Linked DNA regions of Mus musculus: region 1 is linked to region 2. Evidence: chromatin loops called from intact Hi-C (ENCODE). Cell type or tissue: heart. All regions are shown on one strand. Links, peaks and the distances in the headings refer to the core of each region. The heading gives the core; the rest is flanking DNA. Region 1 has its middle 13 kb from the start of Ttc30a2. Region 2 overlaps Agps (alkylglycerone phosphate synthase).

What was found. A loop is a pair of places that touch in the nucleus more often than their neighbours do. Peaks named below come from ENCODE experiments on the same cell type or tissue, not always from the same donor. Only the 100,000 strongest peaks of a DNase experiment are listed, where the experiment ranks them.
Region 1: a loop joins it to region 2, with 6 times the contacts of the local background. A loop is called at or near these places in 27 of 42 quality-filtered maps.

What each region holds. Positions count from the first base shown.
Region 1 is chr2:75,959,446-75,971,307 of GRCm38, reverse strand. No RefSeq gene overlaps it. Among named protein-coding and RNA genes, the nearest start is that of Ttc30a2, 13 kb to the left of the region's middle. In heart, for the core only: CTCF peaks have their summits at 6,057 and 6,662; DNase peaks (open chromatin) are centred at 6,167 and 6,617; H3K4me3 peaks cover 825 bases; H3K27ac peaks cover 2,349 bases.
Region 2 is chr2:75,877,825-75,889,686 of GRCm38, reverse strand. It overlaps Agps (alkylglycerone phosphate synthase), which reads right to left. Exons shown (of 20, transcript NM_172666.3): 12 at 1,520-1,571. Among named protein-coding and RNA genes, the nearest start is that of Gm34861, 52 kb to the right of the region's middle. In heart, for the core only: a CTCF peak has its summit at 5,962 (motif pointing left); no DNase peak of the experiment used is centred there.

The sequences.
Region 1 (11,862 bases), core at 2,385-10,384, 80 kb before region 2:
TCTATAAAGGTGGCTTCTGTGGGGCTGGGGAGACAGCTCAGTGGTTAGGGTGGCCCCTTGCAGAGACCCCAAATTCAGTTCCCAGCATTCATTAGTGGTGGCTTACAAACTAGTAATGCCAGCTATTAGTGACCCAGTGTCCTGTTCTGACCCCCTTGGACAACTGCACTCATGAGCATGTGCGCTCGCACTCACACACATAAACCCATACCGGCACCCACATGCACAAATTATTTTCCTAAAGAAATTACAAGTATGAATTTACAAGTATGCTCATTCCCTTTTCTTTAAAGACTCATTATTATAATTTACTACTACAGGAAAGAGAAAACTTTCTCTACTCACCCAGGTTTTCAACTAGAACAAATTTCAAACAGATTAACAGGGCAAATGAAGACTCAAAGAAATAGCTAGGCCTAAGTGCTTTTACATGGCTTAAACAAAGAGTAGTAGTTGTGATTTAAAAAAAAAAAAAAAAATCCAAGCCAGGCGTGGTGGTGCACGCCTTTGATCCCAGCACTGGGGAGGCAGAGGCAGGAGGATTTCTGAGTTCGAGGCCAGCCTGGTCTACAAAGTGAGTTCCAGGACAGCCAGAGCGATACAGAGAAATCCTGTCTCGAAGAAAAAAAAAATCCTAGAAAGATGGCAGTTTGATAAGGTTTGCTTGTACACACTTCCCTGGGCTTTGACTCTCCGTCTGAGAGAGGGTCTTTTCCATGTGGGAGTTTCATCTCTAGCTTACAGAAAGAAAAGAGGATACTACTACCATGCCTTCTGTGTCTTAAGCACCTCTACCTCAGAATAACGGGGAAGCAAAGCATATTACAGGAGCACATATAAAACCCTTTGCTGCCATCACTGCCCTTGATGCCTTGTTAGCGTCAAAAGAAATTCTAAGCTCACATTGTTAGAACTGTAACTACAAGTGGTTTAGAATACAACAGTATGACTTCTGAATGCAGACCACACTCATCTGGTCTTTTAACAAATATGGATTCTCTCCAACCAGACCACAATCCTATGTGTGAATTTATATGTGTTCATACGTCTTTTAAATTTTGCATTGACAAGCAATACTCATTATGGAGATTTCGGATCCACTACACATTCCTCACCCTGTCTCGGGTGTTGATTGGGTCTAATCCAATGGCTCTCAGAATCACTGGCTTACATTATAGTCATCTGGGAAGCCATTGAAATCGCTCCATATGGTCTTCCAGAACAATGAAAGCAGCAGTTCTGAGAGTAGAATCCAGGTAACATCTTCTTCAGCTCCCAACATGCAGCCAAGGTTGAGAAGTGCTGATCTAAGCCAGACACACGGAAATCCACCTTTTCCTTATTTGCGTAGGAATAGGTAGGCATCTGAGCCATTCCCTACTAAGATCCGGGAAGCGTCCTAGGAGTTGCTGGGAAAGACATCTTCACTGATTAAAAGGGGGAGATATAAGAGTCCCTCTTCTTTATTTGAACATTGTGGGTCTGAATCTTCTGTCACCATCTTATGACCAGAACAGACGCCAGACCCATATTCTGAAGATACTGGAGAAATAAAGAAAGCATGGGCCTTTAGTGATGTCTTTGAATTACTGTAATCCCACCCTGGGGCTAGAGTCAACCTCTGAGTCTCCTGTAGAATGGGATGAATTATCTCGCTGTTTAAATTTGTTCGAGCCAGACTTTTTGGTGTCTGAAAGCACTCAGTCCACACATAGCACAGATAAGAGTTGTGTCCTTTGACCATAGTCTTTATAGACTCTCCCAGACTTTCCCAGCAGGCCTTGTGCTTTGGATGGCTGTGCCTGTTTCTGACTTGTCCAGTTTTAACAACTTCCAATGAGGTTATTCAGCTAGAACCTTCCTCTTTCATATCTAATCGTTTCCAAAGTATAGTTGGCTCCATCTCTCCAACTTCTCCCTGGATGTCGGATCACCCTGGCCTGCCTCAAAGGAAACCCTGCCCAGCCAGTTTAGCCAAATCTTCTCTTCCACTGTGGTTTCCTCTTAGAAAATATCCAGCTATTAACCTCTACCCTCACCCATTGCCTTAAATTCCTACTTATCCACGCTGTATTTGGAGTTGAGCTCAACCTCTCTCCTCAAATGCAAACTTCTATCACAGTGATCAGAGTGCGAAGGTTGTGCTCTGGCATCACCTAGAATAAAATGTGTTTTAGCAGGCATTATAGAATAATTTGTTCTTTTCTTTTTGCTTCTTCTCTTCTCTTCTCTTCTCTTCTCTTCTCTTCTCTTCTCTTCTCTTCTCTTCTCTTCTCTTCTCTTCTCTTCTCCTCTCCTCTCCTCTCCTCTCCTCTCCTTCTCTCTCTCTCTCTCTCTCTCTCCCTCTCTCTCTCTCTCTCTCTCTCTCTCTCTCTCTCCTTTTTTGACATGGTCTGAATATATAGCCCTGGCTAGCCTGAAACTTGCTTTGTAGACCAAGCTAGTCTTGAACCCACAGAGGTCTGTCTGCATCTGCCTCCTGAGTGCTGGCATTAAAGGTGTGTGCCACCACACTCAGCAGGATAACTTTTCTTTAGTACATTTGTGGTATCGTCCAGGAGTTGATGAATTCTTGTGCATATTTCTAAATATTCTTGTAATTCACTCTTCCTTGAGAGCTAGACTCATTATCAGGTATCAGGTATATAGAATAAAAATTTTAAAATCTTTGTAAAGACATTTGCCTGAAAACCTGACCCCATTAATACTGACCATATGATCTTTTGAAATTCAATAGATTGGTTTATTCTGTGTGTGTGCATGTGTGCATGTGTATGTGTGTGTATGTGTGTGTGTGTGAGTGTGTGTGTATGTGAGAGAGAGAGAGAGAATAAACTTGTGTATAGGTGGAATGTACACATGCCAAGTGAATGCATGTCACACAAAAGAAAGAAAGAGAAAGACAAAGGACAGCCTTGGGTGTCACTCTTCCCAGATATCAGTCACCTTGTTTTTTTTGTTGTTGTTGTTGTTGTTTGTTTGGTTGGTTTTTTTTTTTTTTTTTTTTTTGAAGCAGGGTCTCTCTCTGGCCTGGGACTCACATGTTAAGCTGCTGGTCCCAAGGATTTGTGTGTCTCCATGTCCCTGGCCCTGGGACTCCAAGTGTGCGTCACCCCACCAAGTCTTTTCATATGGGATCTGGGAATGAACCCAGGCCTGCATGCTCACACACTAAACACTTTACTGAGCTGTCTTTCCAGCCCTATTTTCTTGGGATAACATTCACTTAAATATCTATAAATAGAAAATTAAACACAGGGTGTGGTCCCTGGTAGGTCAGCCACACCCATGAGTATATGAGCAGCACAGATTATGCTGGGCCAGTTGCTAGATTGTGAAGAGTTTGGTAAAGAGTGAGGGTAAATATGATCAAGACATATGACATCCTCAAGGAACTAATAAGAATTACATTTTTAAGAAAGTTAAACTGACCTACTTTAATGATCCCTAAATCTAAAGTCTGCCTACTTTATTTTGACCAAAACACAAGGTAGATATTAATCCCCTATAATCAGAAGCTTGTATGGAAAACATATGCTGCAAATGTCACATTTCCTCCATATCAGTGTAAGGCTTTTTCAGGGAAACCTCAGACATAATAGAATGAAAATGAAGATGGCAAGGGCACTAATTCATGTGCAGTAAAAACCTCGGTGTGCCAGGGAAGCAACCCGGCCTTCCCCACAATAGATAAACAGATAAATGATCTACCTGATGTGATATCTCAGCTTTGGCCCTAACAAGTGATAGCCCTGGCCACAGGGAAAGCTCCACATAAAAGTTCAGTTCTTTCTAAGAATTCCCTCGGTGCTTGGTGTACCCCACTGACCCAGCCCAACTTCTCCTAAACTGTTGGCCACGCAAATTCAAAACAGGTGGTCCTTGGCTGGTCACCTGATTTACTGATATAATATGCAGGAAAGAGTGTCTGTCCTTAGGCTTTATCGACTGCTACTGCCACCTTGTCCCCTACACACACACACACACACACACACACACACCCCAAAGCAAAAATCCTTCTATGAAATCTAAAATTCCAGTTGCTGATCTCCTGGCTGATGTCATTGCCAAAGCACCACCATGAGGCCTGTGACAGTCACAGTGGGAACCTGCCTCTCCCTGGGGTTTCCATCTGTTGCCATCAGAGAGAGCCCCTTTGGGGAGCTTCCATAAATGCCTAGCGCCCTCTTGCACCCCATGGGGTGCAGAGTCTTTTATATTAGTCTTCTTTAGGATTAGCTGTCGTTAAGATTGAACATACTTAATTTTCTACAGAGTAAAAAGGCTTGGAGAAGTACAGAGCTGCAGCTGAGTTTTTAATCCATGTCTACATCATTGTGTTATGTTCTAAAGTACTATGCAAATATTACCAAATGAAAATTCAATCCGTGGAATCCATGTCTTTGCAAGAAGAGCTTATAACTTATGTACTGGGCTCATTATTATAAAATTTACGTTTAAAGCAAATATTTCTGAGCTCTTATGACCATAAAATATTTTTGCTTTGTTTTGTTCTCTTAATTTTTACAAGGGAACCCCAAGGACTCACTGAGAGTCCACAGAAACGACACAATGGGTGAAGCAGGGAGCACACATCACGATGAGAGGTTTCCACACCAGCCTTCTGTGGGGCAGCTTTAAACACATACTCAGCTGTTAATAGCTGGGGTTTCACAGTGGTAACCTGCTGCAGGTCAGAACTAACTGAAAACTGAGTGTATGCACCCAGCAGGAGAAGAACAATGGTCACCTTTATTACTGGAGAAATGAAGTTTGTGTTAGTTTCCCAGGAATGTTGAACATGAAAAAAGACTTCATAAACACAGCTTTTCTCTCATCACCACATCTCCCACAGGTATGGCTGCCATCAGGGCACCTCTACCCTGCTCCTCAAGGGATAATGAATTAAACATTTGGATTGATTTTGTTTTTTTGTTTTTTTTTTTAAGCTTTCATTTTCACGTGTCAATTCCTCAGAGAAAGCAGACTCTAAGGGTGAAATTGGAAAACAAAAACAAAACAAAACAACAAAAACAAAAACTCTCACTTCAAGTTCCAGAGAAAGACGGGAATACAGAGGACTTTTTATTCATCCAATGTGCCTTGACTTCAATGCGGTTTCCCAGAGCTGAGTCTAAACTGAGACATAGTGCCCAGGGAGAGTTTTCCTGAGCACATGGGTGTAAAGAAAATATGAAGATTAAAGCAAAGGGATGTGGGGATAGAATGAAGAGTGACTTGTAGAAAAGAGAGAAGAACACCAGAAATTGCAGGTACACAAACAAGAGACAGCTGCCCCTTTAAGGGTGTGGGCCGTGAGATGGCTCAGTGGGGCAAAAGCACCCTGACAGCCTGAGTTCAACACACAGGGCCCACAGTGGAAGTAGTAAGCTGACTCTGGAAAGCTGTATACACAGTCGCACACACATGCACATAGATGTGCTCGCACACGCCCCATCATCATCATCAACAACAACAACACTAAGAATAAAAGAAAGGATGTAATAATGACTGTTGTAGCCATAAACACAAGCGTGAGGTCTCTTGCCTCAGCTCTATCTAAAGTGTGATACACACAGTAACACCGAGGGAATCTCATTGGTGGCTTTGTGGAAGAGAATTCGTAAGTCGTAACACATGCTGCCCTTGGCTTTGACAAGAGCACCTCAGAGATGCCTGAGTGGTTAGAGTTTAGGAATCCTTGGTTTAGGTGAACAGAACACAGAATTTCTTGCAAGTGTCAAGGACTTCTGTCTCCAGAGAAATAACTCCACACTTTGCCAGCCAGCAACCGCCGAATGTCCTTGAGTGTCCCCCACCAGATTTATGAGAGAATGGTTTGAAACCTTCTAGACTTCTATTTCTCGTCTACAAACTTGAAAGTTGGTGGGGGGTGGGAGGGGAAATGTTCACATTTTGTTACGATTCTAGTCTTTGCTGATCTGATGTGAGTGGTTTGTTTTTTGGTTTAGTTTGGTTTGATTTGGTTTGAGGGTTGGGAGTCCTCTTTACCCAGCTCACCAAATCGAACTATTTGATGGATTACAAGTTCCACCAGTAGAGGGGGCCTCAAGGCTTCAAAACTCATGGGAAAGGCTTGAAAGAACCTTTGCTAGAGGGAACAGAATCATCTGCTTGTTTGGCAGATGCCCTAGCCGTCCTCTCTCTGAGTAGCTTTGAAATGAATGCAGTAGCAAGCTGCAGAGTCAGTCTGACAGAGGGCGGGGTAGTCACAAGTGAGTGTGAAATTCAGCATTCAGCTTTCTCAGTGCTCTGGTTGGCTATGGTAAATGTCTGGATAAAACAGCAAAAGTCCGATGCGCAACACTTTTTTTTTTAAATCTATGTGGCAGCTGTGGGCTGACTAGGCAGCACCCATCTGCATGCATCCTGTGCTCGAATTTGGAAAGCTGGATCTTAAAGAGCATGGGTTCCAGCTCCCACCTTCCACAAATGAACGGGAAATCTGAAAACTCTGTCATGTTACTAACATGAAGATGGGAATGTGCTTGTCTGGGTGGAAATGGCACTGGCAGCCTGGTTACTATGCCCTGGGAGCCGCGCACAACTTTCGAGAGGTCATCTCCATGCCACGGGTCCCCTTTCCCAGAAATAAAAGCAGAGCAAAAGATTAGCTCTCGCTGCCCAGTGTGTGGCGCTCGTCACATGAAAACGGTGGTGATTTCACCGGCTCCTTGCGGTCAGTCCTAGGGCCTCTTGCTTTATTCTGCCTTCACTTTATGAGTTCGGAACAGATTACAGCTCAGCAGTAGCAAAACATAAATGTATCGCTCCATCATGAACACTGCGATGACAAGGACAATCTAGGCGGAGTCAGAGACTGTGAAAATGAACACATGTGAGTTTGTCTTCTCTTTCTTTTCTTTTCTTTTCTTTTCTCTTTCTTTCTTTCTCTTTTTTCTTTAAGAGTTTATTTTGGCTCCTGGTTGGAGGTTACATTTTATCATGACAGAGAACTCACAGCAGCAGGAACTTGAGGGAGCTGATTACGTCATGCACCCTGTAGGGCTGGTGAGGTCGCTCAGCAAGGGAACGGCTGTCCATGCAAGCCTAGAGACCTGCGTTCAAGGCCCATACCCAAAGTAGGAGAGCACTAACTTCCAAAAGTTATCTTCCTCACTCCCACCCACCATGTAAGCACACAAAGTAACAGTGGCCAGTAAACATAATTCAAGAGAATAGGAAGAAGGAAGCTGGGTTAAGCTCACATCCACAGCCGAAGATTTTAAGAGGCTGAATGGGCACCCATCCCTGCCAGGGCCCCACCCCAGGCGCACGCTGAAGCCAGGCAACAAAACTGCCCGAGCTCCAGGATATTGAATTTGGGCTCGGGGAAACCCAGACATCATGTAATCGCAGTTTGAAATTACAGCATCTAATAAAAGCCCACAAACTTGCCATTTAAAAAAAAAAAATCACTTATAAAGCTCTGTATTTGGTAGAAGGTAGGAGATGGAAAAGCAATGGAATGCAGGAGAAATGTCTGCACAAGGTCAAGTGTCCCCAGGGCGAGCACAGACAATGGCTGAACTGTCCTCTAAGGGAATGACCCTCTGAAGGGAAGGGAAGGAGAGCGGCCAGGAAGAGAGCCTTATTCGGAGTACCCTAGCAAGGACCACCCACCCGTTTCTTCTGTCCACATGCTTGCTCTGTGATGAAGCCAGTGAGCTTCTCCTCCTTGCCAAGGGAATTGACGTCGATGGACCCTCGCAGTTTGAGGGAGGTACTGAGCACATTGTGGCTGTGCACCTTGTGGTTGTGGGGCCCAGTATGATCACACAAGGCCACACATGCTTGGCTTAATCCTCTCCTAGCAACGCTGTTAAATCCCTAATAATTTATGAACAGGCAGCTCTGCCCTTATATTTTGTGTGGAGTTTCAACAGTTACGCAGTTAGACATTTCTGTACGTCTGTTTGCCTTCCCTACAGAGCCTGTTGGCCCATGCTAATCCTTTCAACAGGCCTGGCCATGGCTGACTGAGCTGTTTCCCCCCTGTGAGCTTGTGCAGGTCTGGGTCCTTTGACCTCTTTTAAACTTCAGGTCAGAGTCCATGTCTTATGGATACTCCAGCATGTCTTTTGCCCTTTCCCTAAAAATCCAGGACCCTGGGTTCTTTCTATTCCCAGTATTTTAAGAACTAGTTAATTTTAGAAATAACACAAAGAGCAATTGAATTCTTACAAAAAGATTGCCTGGAACAAAGCTTAGCATAATCTCATATTGTTTGGGCTCACACTTGCCCCATGAAGCATTAGATGTGGCCAACAAAGTGATCTTCAGTGTCTTTACTTCATTTTGTACAAACTTCTCTGGACCCTTCATACTTGATCTTCTGTAAATCAGAGTCTGCTGTAGATTTCAAAAGTCGTTCACTTTTTTCTTTAAAACGGTATGAGAGAGAAGTCGGGAAGGGGGAGAGAAGAAGAAGAAACAGAGAGAGTGATGTGCCACACTGCTTGTGTCAGAGACCCAGGTGTCATTCTTGCCCCCTACCTTGTTTTGATCTCTTGTTATCCGTGAGTGCATAGGAGAGCTGGCTGGCTGGAGATTCCCCTGCCTCCATCTCCCATCTCCAAACAGGAGTGTGAGATACTCCAAGTGCATCCAGTTTAATGTGGGTTCTGGGACCCACACTCAGGTTTTCAGGCTTACCCAGGAAACTCTTTATCCACTAAGCCATCTCCCCGAAAGAGGTTCCTTTGAAAAGACAATATGCAATTTAACTGTAACAAGCCATTTCTCCAGGCCTATGAACCACAACAAGAATGGGCAACTTGGCAGACATGTTGCCTCACACAAGAGGAAGGACAGAACACCCCTTTCTCTCCTAAAGCTACCTCCCAAGACAGAGCAGAGAAGAAACCAACTACAAGAAGACGGGACTAATTGTTTCAAGTAGGAGCAGGGAGGGGAGTGACAGAAGATAAAGAGGGAAAGGAGAAAGGGTTCGTGTGAACTTGGGAAATACTTCTCAATAACAAAGGTACATCATTGCTGGACATCACTGTAGTCAGTGAATGGGGAGGCGGGCACAGGAGGAGAGCGGAGAGTACGTTGCACCTTCTTACTTGGTAGAAATATTGGCAAGTGGATCCAACCATAAGATTTCAGGCCCTCCATGCTTTAATGTTTTTTGAAGTTTGATGGCTGTCACTAACCAGTTTGTCAACGTCCCCGGTGACTTCTGCAGAGTAAACGACTGGAGATTTGGTGGAGCGGAGTTTTCTGGCAGAATGTGGTGTGCACCTGAGGGTTGTCGAACTAATTATAACCTAAGTGGGGTATGGACATTCACAAGGAGTCTTCTTCCTGTGAAAATATCTGTACCTTTAAGTGTATCTCTCTTGGGCTTTGGGGAAAAGCCTAAATTACTTAGTGTTTTGACTTTACCTCTGCTGTGTAATCCTTCCTGAAGACAAAGATCCTCTGGGTGGACACTGTATTGCTTCTATGCACTGTCAGAGGAGTTCTATGAAAAGATCTCTCTCTTTCTTTTTTTAGTAGATAATTATTTTGATGTATACGGATGTTTTGACCGCATTTATATCTGTACCCCACATGTATGAAGTTCAGTCAAAGGCCACAAAAGGGCGTCAGATCTCCCGGAAGTGGATTACAGATGGTTACTAGCTACCATGCGGATGCTAGGAACAGAGCTGGAAGAGCAGCCAGTGTTCCTAACCACTAAGCCATCTCTCCAGCTTCTAAACGGGCACTCTTCAGACCTACATCCATGCTCTGAAACACCTCAGCATGGCTAAACGTCACCCGGGCTGTTTGTTTGTTTGCTCCCGTTCTAAATCCTGACACGGGATAATTTAAATCATTTTTAAAGTCTCTTGCTTGTTTTTATAACCCAAGAATGTCTTCTCAAGGACATAGGCGTGACAGCTTGAAACACAATCATCAAAGGAGAGACCATCCTTCTTACATCTGAACCCCGTACCCTATTCTGTGGTGTGGGGAGGGGAGCCCAACTTTCCTGGCATCAAAATAGTGGGACTACCATCTGTTGAGAAGACATGAGAAGGTGGCTTCCTTTGGCTGAAGCCACTTAACAAACAGACGGCTCAATCTCCTTCTCACCCCACTGCTTAAAAATCCTATCCCCGCTTCAGCAGAGTTGAATCCAGACTGAGTTCTGGCCTCTCACCAACTGCAACAGCCTTGAAAAAAATCCTCACGCCTACTTAACTTTGCCTGGTACAAGTCTTGTGCTGGCATCAATTGATGTAAAGACACTAAAGCCAAAATGTGTAGCGTTCCTCGCCCCCTGATTGCTTTAGGAAGGGTCATGGCAGCTAAGAGCTGCAGAGTCTACCATGCCTTCTTCCATCTCAGAGGCTTGAACAAGCTTGGGTTCACACTCCGTTTGTTCACCGGTCAGGGGGGAATCTCAGTACATGTCCCTGTGGAGTTTTTCAGTAAGTCTGGTGACACATGAGAGCAAGCCCAGAGATTTCCAGGTCAAGGGCCTGTTTCTCTGCAGTGTGCTTTGGTGACAGCCTTGGAGAACAAAGGGACAGTGAATCATTTCCTCTGTGCGAAGGTCATCTCTGCTGATCTTTGCAGTGCGGTGCTGACTTGAGAACCCAGCAGCTCTGAAGTCCCTTGCACTTAGGATCCTGCACCCAGCATGCCCCGCGCCTCTTGACTCCTTGCTAGCTCCTTCCAACTTTCTTCCTTCCCCTGCTGTCTTAAAAGGAAAGACCCAGGGCAGAGCCTCTGATGCTTACACAAAAGAAAAACAAATGGAGTCACACAATAACTTTAGCTGCGATCACTTCCTGGACCTCCAAGTTCCCAAAAGGGGGCGGTAGGGGGAGGGTGGTGGAGCGCATATCCATGGGCAGCTCCAGGTCAGATGTGAGGAGACAATGGCCAAAGTGACACACCCAGTTCGTGGCATCCTTGTCTGGGACTCCCTTTCTCCATCTTTGGATAGCCAATCGCTGTGTCTGCGCCTTGCTGCTCTCCAGGGCCGTTAGAAGGCTCAAATGAAATAACGTCTGTAAAGTGCTTAGTAAACTGTAAAATGCTTTACAAATGTAAGGGATTATTACAAACCACAATACAGCGGTGCTTTATGGTTTTATAAAACTACTGGCTGGAACTGCAGGAAGGGGAATCCCTCTGGTGATTTTGATTTTGGAAACAGGAGGGCTTGGGCCAGCCTGCTTGCCAGGCGTCAGACTCCTGGCAGCAGCTGTTTATCCCATCTCACTCAGCTCCGCACATATGGCCGCTGCGGGCCTCCTGCAGAGCCGACAATCTGCACCACTGAGTCTGAGCTCGGCCAGCGCAATCTCCACTCCACCCTGGCGCTGTCTGGCTTGCCAAGTCTAACACCTAGGAAACAGAGACCTTATCGCCTTGTACTTTACCACCAAAGCGTTTGAGTTGGGTTTTTGTTGTTCTTTTAGATGAGAATTTCCCTTCTTTAGCGACTGGAACAACTCAGATTCTCACCATAAAAAGCCTTCCTTTGAGCGGACTGAAAACCCCAGATGTTGCTCCCTTTTTTTTTTTTTTTTTAAGCTTTACTGTGATCACAAAGGCAGTGGTATAAACGTCTGCCCCGGGCCTGGGCTTGCACCAGCTGAGAAGGATTAAGACACTGATACATTCTTTTCTCTTTGGACTTCACACAGCAAGGTCGCATTAACCCATGCTGGCTGGCGGCAGAGTTGGCACCTGTGGATTCTCCTTGGCGCTGCAGCCAAGCCCTTGATGGACGCTTACGAACACTAAAGTGCAGCGGCCTTGCTGTTGATAACCGCTCGCTTCTCCCTGAGGTGTTCTGAAATTGTTTTTGCGTCTAAGCACTACTCCTGGGCT
Region 2 (11,862 bases), core at 1,198-9,197:
ATCAACTTCATGGTGCTATGTTAATTCTTTTAAAGGATTTGTTAACAATGTATTTCTGAAGTGACGTGACACAGCTAAAGCATGGAACTTTGGAATCAGACAAACTGAGTTTGACCACAACTCTACCACTCATAGCCTGTAGATTCAACACTGAAGTGCAGCTAAAAGGTGGTATATGAGAAACTGTGATATTACCAATGTGCTCAGTGTTGTGCTATAGCTACCGAGGAGTTGTTCACTCTATTTTGCCAGTTCAATGATTAATTCAACCAACACTTAAATGTACGACATGTGATCAGGGCAAGAGATACAAAAACATAAAACTATTCCTTACATTTGAGAAGCCTCATCCATAAAGTAAATATGTAGATCATGTCAATATACTGAAAATAGACAATTTCAGTATATTTTATTAAGGGTTGAACCAGGAGAAATAAAAAACATCACAATTAATAATAAGCCTTATACCTCATTAACCAGTATGACATAAACATTCATCAATCAGCAACATGGCTGGTGCAGGACACTGGATTACACTTGCTGTGCTAAGAATCCCTCTTTTAATTGCTTAATCATGAAGCCATTAGAGAATATACAAACAGAATCTTCAATGGATACCAAGGAATTAAAAATGCTATAGCCTAAGGGGAAAAGGGGATGGCCAAAGGGGAGGGATATATGGCATATGATCAAAATATGATATAGTTGAAAGACATTCTCAGTATGAAAGCCAATATAATGCATAATAACTATATACCAATAAAGAAAGCAAACAAAAACATCATAGCCGACCCCAGGGCATGGTTACAAATATTCCAGCAACACCCCAAATCCACTGTAACTCCAAAACCCCACTGCCAATCAACCAATTAATGCCTGGAGATGTTCTCAGTCTTCGATAAGCTTGCCACCCAGCAGGCGGATGGCGGTCCTGAAGACCTGCCCCTTTTCCTCGGCTGTCACTCTGCTCAGGGCACTTCAGACTCACCACGCTCATGTTACACCACCTGAAGCTTCACCTCCAGTCCAGCTCCTCCTAACTCACCCTGAGTAAGACCGTCAGAAAGAGCTTTCTGAGGCAAAGATGACTGACGCCCCCTCCACAGAGAAAGCCTACTGCAGACAGGTTAATTACCACACAAACATCTGAAAAGCTCTAAGTCATGCTACTGTGCTCTCACAAGTCCAGCTCTGCCAACAGGGGATCAAGCCTGGTAAGGCAGACGGCTCCCACAGACCTCCATCTCCCCTTAGATGCAGATCACGTGCAGCCTCTTACAGAAGCATTTCCTTGTGTTCGTTCCTCTTCCACCTTGGAAAAGCTCCGTGAATGAAGCCTAGCATCCCCACAAGCCCAGTCCCTGCGCTGCCCACAGCCCTCCTCCCCTGCTGCCCTCGCTTACAAGGCTGAGTTCTCCTTAGGCTGGGAGCCTGTGACGGGCAGTGCCATGGCATGCGCCACTGTCCTCTGGAAACCCTGGGCTAACAGCACATTTCCAAACTGCTGTACTTTACTCACCAAACTGGAACTGCTGGTTGTCCATGAGGCGGATAGATGCAGGAGCACATCTCTGTTTAAGAAAGAGAAGGTGGAGAGTCAACTCAACTCACTAACTAAAATGTCACACCAACAGGACCTGACTGTTGACATATGTAAGGACTTAGCTCCTAAAGACGCATAAAAAGAAAAGGATCTCAATGGCTTATATCATTTCATGAAGACTATAAACACCAGTAGCTTACAAAAATATTTGAAGAACTCTATATAAAAGCAATGCATACATATTCAGACTTTTAATCTTAGCAATAAAATATACTTATTGCCTGGCAATAACTTAAAAAGAAATGCCAGTCCTGAAAATGGACTATTTTACAGCAAAATAGAACTTTTTTTTTTCAAAGAGTAAAAATGTATCTTAAGAATTGCACATTTTGGCCCGTGCCCAAATGGTGTGTGCCTCCCAGTGCTCAGGAGGCATGGGCAGGCAGATCTCTGTGAGTTTGAGACCAGCCTGGTCTACATAGTAAGTTCCAGGACAGCCAGGGTTACCAGAAAAACCCTGTCAAAAAAAGAAAAAGGAAAAAAACAAAACAAAAAACAAAAAACAAAAAAACATTGCACAATCAACCAATGAATGCCTGGAGATGCTCTCAATCTTCCCTAAGCTGCCACCCGGCAGGTAGGTCACAGCAGTCCTGAAAACTCGTCCCTCTTTCCTCTGCTGCCACTTATATAGAAAGTTTTTCTTTTCTGCTTTATAGAGAGTCCTTCAAATTTTGTAGTACTGTAGTAGGTTTTTGCAGGTTTTTTTCTCCTTCATCTCCTCCATTTTCCTTTTTTTTTTTAACAGGGCTGAGAATCCAGGTTGTGGCCATACACACACCTGCTGTAAATGTTCTACCACTCAGATGCATCCCCAGCCTCTTGCACACTTTTAAAATGAGGAAAACACTGATGGAAATTTTTATATGCTAAAGAACTTCCAAAAAGTATCTGCAGTATCTTCAAAGACAACTCTAGGAGCCATTCCTTCCTTTACCTCCTTCCCCACACTATTTTAAAAGGAAAACATACAGACACGCAGACAGAGCTCTACACTCGTTCAGGGTTACTTGTAATGTAAGAAGCAGTAAAACTTTGATGGTTAAGGAGATCTGTGTGAAGAATAAAAGGCTGTTCCGGTGTCATATATATCTAGGAACTAAGTGTTACAAGGAAGAAAACAACACACAAAACGCAAAGTGAAGACAGCAGGTGCAAGGTGGATAATCTTCAGCTGTGGATCTGAAACCCAAAACGCCCTGAAATCCAACTATTTTCACCAACAACTTACCAACACCACATTTCAGATTTGGGAGTATTTGGATTTGCAGACGCAGATGTCCAAGTAGGAACGAATGGAAACATGAGAAGAGAATGCAGACACTAACCCTGAGACTGCAGACAATACATTCATCTTGCATTCTATTAACTTTGTGACGACCAAGCTATAAAAGGGTATGAGGCCCAAACTGGATTATTGTTTCCTACACAAGATTTTAAGACCACTAAAGTTCTACCAAGGGCTGTTTTTAGAGCAGATGCTTTAAAAAATGCTGTAAACATTTTTTTGAGACAGCATCTTGCTATGTTGACCAGATGTCTCCAACCTCCGCTCAGCAATCCTACTTGCTCAGCCTTCAAAAACTGCCATAAACTTTCCAAACATCTGTCATCAAAGTATTGTTTATCAATAAAATCTATAAAGTTTCAAAACTAGCTAAGAGCTTAAAATATGCATTAAAACATTTTTGCTATTACTTGCTTTTAGTTGAACAAGTCTTTAATTATTATAAAGCATAAAACACAATTTTACCCAATAAAAGGATTAATAAGATTCCTATTTTAAAGCTTAAACTGTTTATTTACTCATCTAAATACTAAAGATGAAATAGTTCAAGTGACTTTTCAGAGTCACTGGCAGGTCTGTAGGGACAGTAAAAGATGATCTAATACACACGGTGACAACCCACCAACTCCCACTATCCAGGGTGCTGTTTTCAAACTGCTGCCCTGCTTATCAACAACACTGTCACAGAAGCATAACCTGTATTAACTACTTTTCAGTTAGATACAAGAGTGGATGAAGTTAAAATACTTGTCCAAGGTCGAATAACTACGAAACAGCAGAGACCAAGATCCTGACTACTGATGAGCAGTTTCAAGTAACACACACACACACACACACACACACACACACACACACACAGTATCACTAACCACACAGTTCTTAGCTTCATATTTGAATCAAAAATTACATCAAAACTATTATATTGGCCATTCTGTGGTCTTACTAAAAAATTAACAGTTTAAAAAATTACAATCAGGATAATTTTAAGTGTGGTATAAAGGAATTATTGTTTGGTTAGAAATTCCTAAAATCACCACCAGTTTCCACACTAAAGGTGAGTCAATTTTCTTCACATTTACAAATCCAGATGCCTGTAATAAAATGAATGCAGTGACTTCTAATAAAATATATGAAAGCTGATTAGGTCAAATTTCCTTTCTTCCTAAAATAAGCAGAAAATATCTATAGGTGTGCACAAGATAACATCTATAAACAGACATGTTTATATGTTCTGACATAAGCACACCACAAAATATTAAAGAATTCAGAGACTTTGGGGGAGGGGTGTTAAATTTCTGATGAGAAGTGTACAGTCTACCTGTGGCCATCAGCCAGATTCCAGTTCACCTGCTTCAAGGGTATGTGTTATTCATGGAAACAAGCCACACAAGTGCATGCTAAGGAAGTGGAAGAAAGACAACTCTCAGTAAATGCTGTGGTCAGGAGGAGAGCTGGGCTACTGGGTCTCTCTGAGGTAGAAACACATCCAGAAACCACAGATTATTCTCGATCCCTTGTTAGAATCTGCATTTGATTTTATCTCCTTAAGCTGGAAGCAGTTCCATTGTTCTCTACCCATTCTATCCAGCTTTGATCTTACTTTTGAAACAGAGTCTCACAGTGTAGCCAGACTGACCTGGAACTCACTATGTAGACCAGGCTGACCTTGAACTTACAGAGATCCGCCTCCCTCTGCCTACCAGGTACTGGGATTAAAAGTGTACCTAAAGGCTACAACAAAGCATGGTAGGGCAAACTTTTAAGATGCAGAGGTTGGGCTATGCTGCCCATCAAGGACTACTGACAACAAAGTTCAGGCCTGCCTCTCGCAGCTGCCAATCTGGTGGGCAGGGAAGAAAATTTGTCAGGTGGTAAAGGGAAATGCTGGGTAGTAAGCGAGATTACAGTAAAACACTAAATGGTCGAAGGTGTCCTGGAGGATACAGAATGGAGTGCCATTCTATCTCTCAAATGATTTAATTATTAGAATGCAACTTTCGTAAATATGCAAATAAAAATATTGTTTAGAAATAAACTGCTAAAATTCCTTAGAAATCATAATCTTGATTATCATTTCCTATAATTGTGGTTACAAACAATGCTATTCCCTATTAATTTTTTTCGGAGATGACTGCTGAAATACTTAGGAGTCAAGTGCTATGGTGTCTGCAACTTAATTACCAACAGTCCACAATCATGTACATAAGGAACAAACAGAAAACATTAGACCTATGAAGTGAATATGCAGGTGATCCCTACAATATTTATTCCAAGGTTCTATGTATAAATTTTTCAAAATAAAAAAAAATTAAATGGGGGAAAAGGTAAGGAAGGTTGAGAGCACTTGCTAAATCATGCAGCTACCAATATTCATATAAACTTTGTGTGATCTTAACTTGGTGGCTGAATTACATAAGCAAATACTACCAAGCTTTTAACACTGAATTTTAGAAATTGTCAAATTCAAGTCAAGGACTCATTTTTTTTTTCCAAAGTCAAGAAATACATTTTCAGTTGCTATCTTGAGTAAATTCTCATGAGCAAAGAATTCAAATAAAAACAATAGTGTGTAGGTTAGTATGCTGGACTTTGGCAACTGATAATTTGTAAGTTATTACATATCATTCTAAATATACTTATAAACAGAATTTAAAATAATTGATAGTTATCACAGCCTGGTAGTGGTGGCACATGCCTTTAATCCCAGCACTCAGGAGGCAGAGGCATACAGAAAGAACTCCATGAGTTTGAGGCCTGCTTGGTCTGCATATTGAGTTCCAGGGCTGTCTCAGAAAAATAAAAATAAAAAAAGGTTAGCACAGCAACTAATCAAAGAGAAGCTCCTATACGCAGACATCAAACCCTGCACCAATCAGGTTATTTCCACTGCTTTCAAAACTAACTGGGAGGTTGAGCTGAAAGCAGACTCAATCCTCTTTCAAGGATAGAGACTATAAACTCTCTAAGAACAGTTAAGAGTTCAAAGTCACACCAAACCATCCAGTAAGCAACACTGAAACTATAGGGCAGGCAAGCAAGGAGCCCTGGCACTACAGTGACCCCTGCTGGTAGGTGTCAGAAGTAACCTAAGAGGGGATGTTTCAACAAACTAATGGGCTATTTAAGAAATCCAAAAAATGTTAACAATATGCAAACAAAAGTTGAGTACTAAAGTTAAGAAAATAATTAAGTGCACTTACTAGGATTTCTCGTACATCTGACTTGCACCACCTATCTATGCCATACAGTCAGTAAATAACACCAAAAGGTATAAAAATAACTGCTGAGCACTAATTTAAAACCATCTATCATTTTGTCTTGATGAATAAATAAATAAAAACACTGAACTCAAAACATGAGTATAGATTTGACTAAGACAAATTTCTAGTAATTTCTTTCCTTTAAGAGTATTACAACTAGGAATTTACTTGAACCTTAACCCGAAAAGTAAAATTTAGCATTACTCTCTGTGCTAACTTAACAGATATCTCAATCTAACTACTTTATAAATTTAAAAAGGCAATTATTTAAGAAATACCTCAAAAGATTCATGGAAAATGTTTTTCTTACACTAACCCACTCCCCTTGCTAGGGAAAAGCATCCACCTGAGATCAGGCACATGAGTGGGGATGTCTCTGACTTGACTGCATTTACCAAAGTTCAGTAGTAATGCACCTTCTAATTCCCCCTGAGACGGCTGCTACTTTAAGTTCTTAAAGATGAATTAAAAGGGAATCTCACTGAATGGCCCTCTGTCTGGGCTGCCACAGCTAGTGAGTTAGCTTTGAATTGAAATGGTTTGTTTCTTCAAAGGGTAAGCCAAACATCTTGCTCAAATTCCTAAATAAGCCTATCAAGATATCCAGGGGGAGAAAAGGGGAAATGGGGAAAGGGCCTCTGAGGGTAGGAGTGGTTGCAGGGGACAGCATTTAGAATGGTAATTAATTAATTAATTAAAAAAGCAAAAAAATAAAATAAAAGGTCTCCATGTTTATCAGAAACAAATGTTCCAATATTCAGCCCATTGACAATGCTATGCAAAATTAAACTCAGTGAAGTTAAGATATGTTGTATCATTAATTACCAAGAAACTGAGAACTTCTCTATTGAATTTGCACATTACTTATTTCATTAAGATTACAGTGCTCCTACACAAGGCCAATGATAGATTAATGAAAAGTTCAAGGTGGATGAAAGATATGTGTTGAATGAAAGTTTCTAGAAATGCAAAGTTTAAATATAGACAGGTTCCTCCTCTAACTATGTCAGAGTTAATATAGGTGAAATCATATATTTAAAGCTATTGGTAGTACTCACTGGTCATCCTGGAAATGACATGCATATATATAACTAGGGATCTATATTATAAACCAGATATTTCTTCTTAAAGACAAATATTTCTGATTTTTAAGCATGAAGTATGTATTATTTGGTAAATATTTCCCTCTGCTTATAAGAGCTACAAAAACAGGCAAGTATCCTAATCATAACGTTAGTTTTATTTTCAGTTTAATAAAGGGACAATACCTACTTCTAAGTAACTCTGGCAAAGAGCACGCCACACAATGAAAGACCTTCATTTCAGTGGATCACAACTGTAAAAAACCCAAGTAGCTAAATCACTGGCCAAAGTTATTCTCTTTAGAAAGGAAAAAAATATGACACATATAAAATATTAGCTTATAATGACAATTGCGTTTTATAAGTAGCAAGTACACCCAAAAGTTACTGCTGAATATACAAATATACTTTTTTTAAAATTTTTTATTAGGTATTTTCCTCATTTACATTTCCAATGCTATCCCAAAAGTCCCCCATACCCTCCCCCCCCACTCCCCTATCCACCCACTCCCCCTTTTTGGCCCTGGCGTTCCCCTGTACTGGGGCATATAAAGTTTGTGTGTCCGATGGGCCTCTCTTTCCAGTGATGGCCGACTAGGCCATCTTTTGATACATATGCAGCTAGAGACAAGAGCTCCGGGGTACTGGTTAGTTCATATTGTTGTTCCACCTATAGGGTTGCAGTTCCCTTTAGCTCCTTGGTTACTTTCTCTAGCTCCTCCATTGGGGGCCCCTGTGATCCATCCAATAGCTGACTGTGAGCATCCACTTATAAGACAAAAAGACCACCAACAGATTGGGAAAGGATCTTTACCTATCCTAAATCAGATAGGGGACTAATATCCAATATATATAAAGAACTCAAGAAGGTGAACTCCAGAAAATCAAATAACCCCATTAAAAAATGGGGCTCAGAGCTGAACAAAGAATTCTCACCTGAGGAATACTGAATGGCAGAGAAGCACCTGAAAAAATGTTCAACATCCTTAATCATCAGGGAAATGCAAATCAAAACAACCCTGAGATTCCACCTCACACCAGTCAGAATGGCTAAGATCAAAAATTCAGGGGACAGCAGATGCTGGCGAGGATGTGGAGAAAGAGGAACACTCCTCCACTGTTGGTGGGATTGCAGGCTTGTACAACCACTCCGGAAATCAGTCTGGCGGTTCCTCAGAAAATTGGACATAGTACTACCGGAGGATCCCGCAATACCTCTCCTGGGCATATATCCAGAAGATGTCCCAACCAGTAAGAAGGACATATGCTCCACTATGTTCAAATATACTTTTTTTAAAGTACATATCAAAACTAATTTTTTCAGCTTATTTGAACTCCTGCAGAATTTACAGAGCTCACAAACTATTTCTTTCCTGATGTGATCTACATTAACATAAGGAAATATCTGTTAATTTTAAATTACTTAAAATGATGAAAACAGAGGCAGAGGCAGGCGGATTTCTGAGTTCGAGGCCAGCCTGGTCTACAAAGTGAGTTCCAGGATAGCCAGAGCTATACAGAGAAACCCTGTCTCAAAAAACCAAAAAAAAAAAAAAAAAAAAAAAAAAAAAAAAAAAAAAAATGATGAAAACAAAGGTGAGAGAGTCAGAAAAGAGCACCCCTTATGACTGGTGAAGGAGAGGCTGTCATCTAAATACACCCAAGGGGCCAGTTTTCAAGGAACTGACTCATTTATACTAGTCAGTTTTCTTCGAATGGCAAGAGATACCCCTCTTTCAACATGGAAGACAGAATCATAAATTCTTTCTTTTCTATGAGTACACCGCTGCTGTCGTCAGACACACCAGAGGAGATCCCCTTACCAATGGTTCTGAGCTGCCCTGTGGTTGCTGTGAATTGAACTCTTCTACCACACAGTTTGAAATTTTGAAAGCAGCTTAAGTGAAAATATTGTAAAAATGAAAGTGTGAAATTACAAACATGTTTTTCAATCAAGAACTGGGCACAACCATAAAACATACACTATCTACTTTAGTCAATCTTAAATTCCCATGCTATCAACTGAAACTCCAAATCTCAAACTAAGCAACTAAGCCTTTCTATCTGAAAATACTGTTAGAAAAGGAGAACAAAATATAGCACCTGCTATTGGCATGAGGTTTCTACTTAGTAAGCCAGTAAGGGCAATTATCTCTTAAACCATTAAAAAATTGTTTGTATCCATCCCCAAATGATGTCTGTACATTTGCATTATAAGGCATGAAATGTGTGGGTCCCTAAAGAATGGGATACCACTAAATGGCATTCTTATCCATTCGAGGAACAATGCTTGAGAATAAACTATTATCTACCCAGATTTTTAAATTGGTTTCAAATAAGACAATCTTCCTAGTCTATACAGTTCGTCTGCAAAAGCTATTTATTACTAAGTACACAAACTACTCCAAACTTCAGTCCAGCCAGGTACTTTCTGGCTGGTCTGCTCTGCAACCACATGGTGGCACTATGGATCATTATTCCCTCTATTCCAAATGTTCCAGTGAATCGCACTACAGTCAGTCACCAGTTAGTATCTAAGATCCTTAAAAGGAGTTAAGGGGCAAGTTTTGTTGTTTTATACAAGAAGGAGAAGGAGTCTCATCAACAATACAAGCAGCTCTTCTCTGACACCTTCTAATATGAGCACATATTAGATGGGGAGGGTACAGGGGGGAGGTGGGTAAGCATGTCCAGAGGAATTCTGGTCTGCCACCTTTTAACATAAGCTGAACATGCCCAAATGTTCTCATCTACCATTTTAACCTTTCCAGTAAGTGTTTCATCCTGTAAACTAAGTATGTCCCTAAATCTATCCATCTTCCCTTCTTGAACTATGACCTTAAACTACACATGCAAATGTACCCGCCTCTAAAGTGTATTCCCACATATGTAAGTATAGGTGCTAACATAAAATTTGAAATGCTTTGTTGAAGAAGCGACCACTTTGGAAAGAACCTCTTTGTTCACTCTGCCTGATGCAGGTAACAAAGCTTTCTACTCTTTTAAATATAAATGAAAGAATGAGTAAATGAATGAATGAATGAATGGGCATCTTAAAACAAATAAAAATCTATTTTGGCATTCATGTTTCTTTTGCTAAAAAACCAGAGGCAATATAGATTAACTAGAAATACCGGTAATGTTTTTGACCTACAGACAACAGGGACTATGTCTTTAATACAGCCTGGGGCTATATTCTGAGAGCTGGTTTTTAAAAAAATTATAGATGGATAAATGGATGGATGGATGGATGGATGGATGGATGGATGGATGGATAGATAGATAGATAGATAGATAGATAGAATTAACATATTTAAATTTTTTGTTTTATTTTTTAATTAGTGAACTTCCAATTACTTTCTTTAAATTAAAAAGCAAAAATTTCAAATACCTATGCATTTCACTATCTTATAGTCCAACTTGAATATGGATAACTGGCCAGATATTTTCTTGAGTGCTAACTAGGAAGCTGACCTACACAGGTGATATCAAAAAGTTTCCTTCCAGTATAGTGGGTGTCCCAGTTTTTAATCCCAGCACTCAGGTGGATCTCTTGTGAGTTTGAAGCCAGACTGATCTACATAGCAAGTTCCAGGCTTTCCAAAGCTAGTCAGTGAGACTCACTAACAAAAAGAAGAAAAAGAAAAAGGAAAGGAATAAGATTCCCCTTCATATACCTGATGAAGAGCACTAAGGAACTCAATGTCTTAGAGAAAGCAAGAAGGGTTGAAGTACATTGCCTTAACTTTCATTTGATGAGAGTCAAAACTATTATAAACTATTGCAGTTCAAACAATGAGTAAAGTAAGATATTTTCACACTAAGACATAGAATGAAATAAAGAGGTTATCTGGCATGATTTAGTCCTTTTAAAAAAAGGAAAAGGGAAAAATGATAATATATTTCTTTATAGAAAGACAGAAGGCAAGAGGTGGTTTTGTGTTTGTTTTTCTTTTTTCTTTTTTAAAGATTACAAACGGGGCTGGAGAAATGTCTCAGTAGTTAAGAGCACTGGCTGCCCTTCCAGAGGACCCGGGTTCAATCCCCAGCAACCACATGGCGGCTTACAACTGTCTGTAACTTCAGTTCCAGTGGATCTGACACCAATGCACATGAAATAAAATTAATTATTAAAAAAAAGGAGTCTTGAAAAAAGTAAGAAAGAAAAATTACTTAAACTATAAAACCAAGTAGCACCTACCAGCACACTCTATATAATAAAAACACTTATCTACATTTTAAACTTCTAAATTTGGTGGTTAGTGATGCTCAGTCATTAACTCTAGTTTCTCCTTTCTTTTTCTTTCTTCCTTTCTTTCTTTTTTTTTTTTTTGGGGGGGGGGTGTCTTGGTTTGTTGAGACAGGGTCTATTTACACAACCCTGGCTGTCCTGGAACTCACTGTGTAACCAGGCTATGAGCTCAGAGATCCGCCTGCTTCTGCTTTCCAAGCCCTGGGATGAAACATATGCACCACCACACGTGGCTACTTCTAATTTCAATAAATGTTTTATTTAAGATAAGTTAAATATCATTTCAATTCATCACAAAATGTGTTATTCCAAAATAATTTAAAATATAGCATTCCACACAAAGCAGAATCATTTAAAGCCAGGAATCAAAGCACATA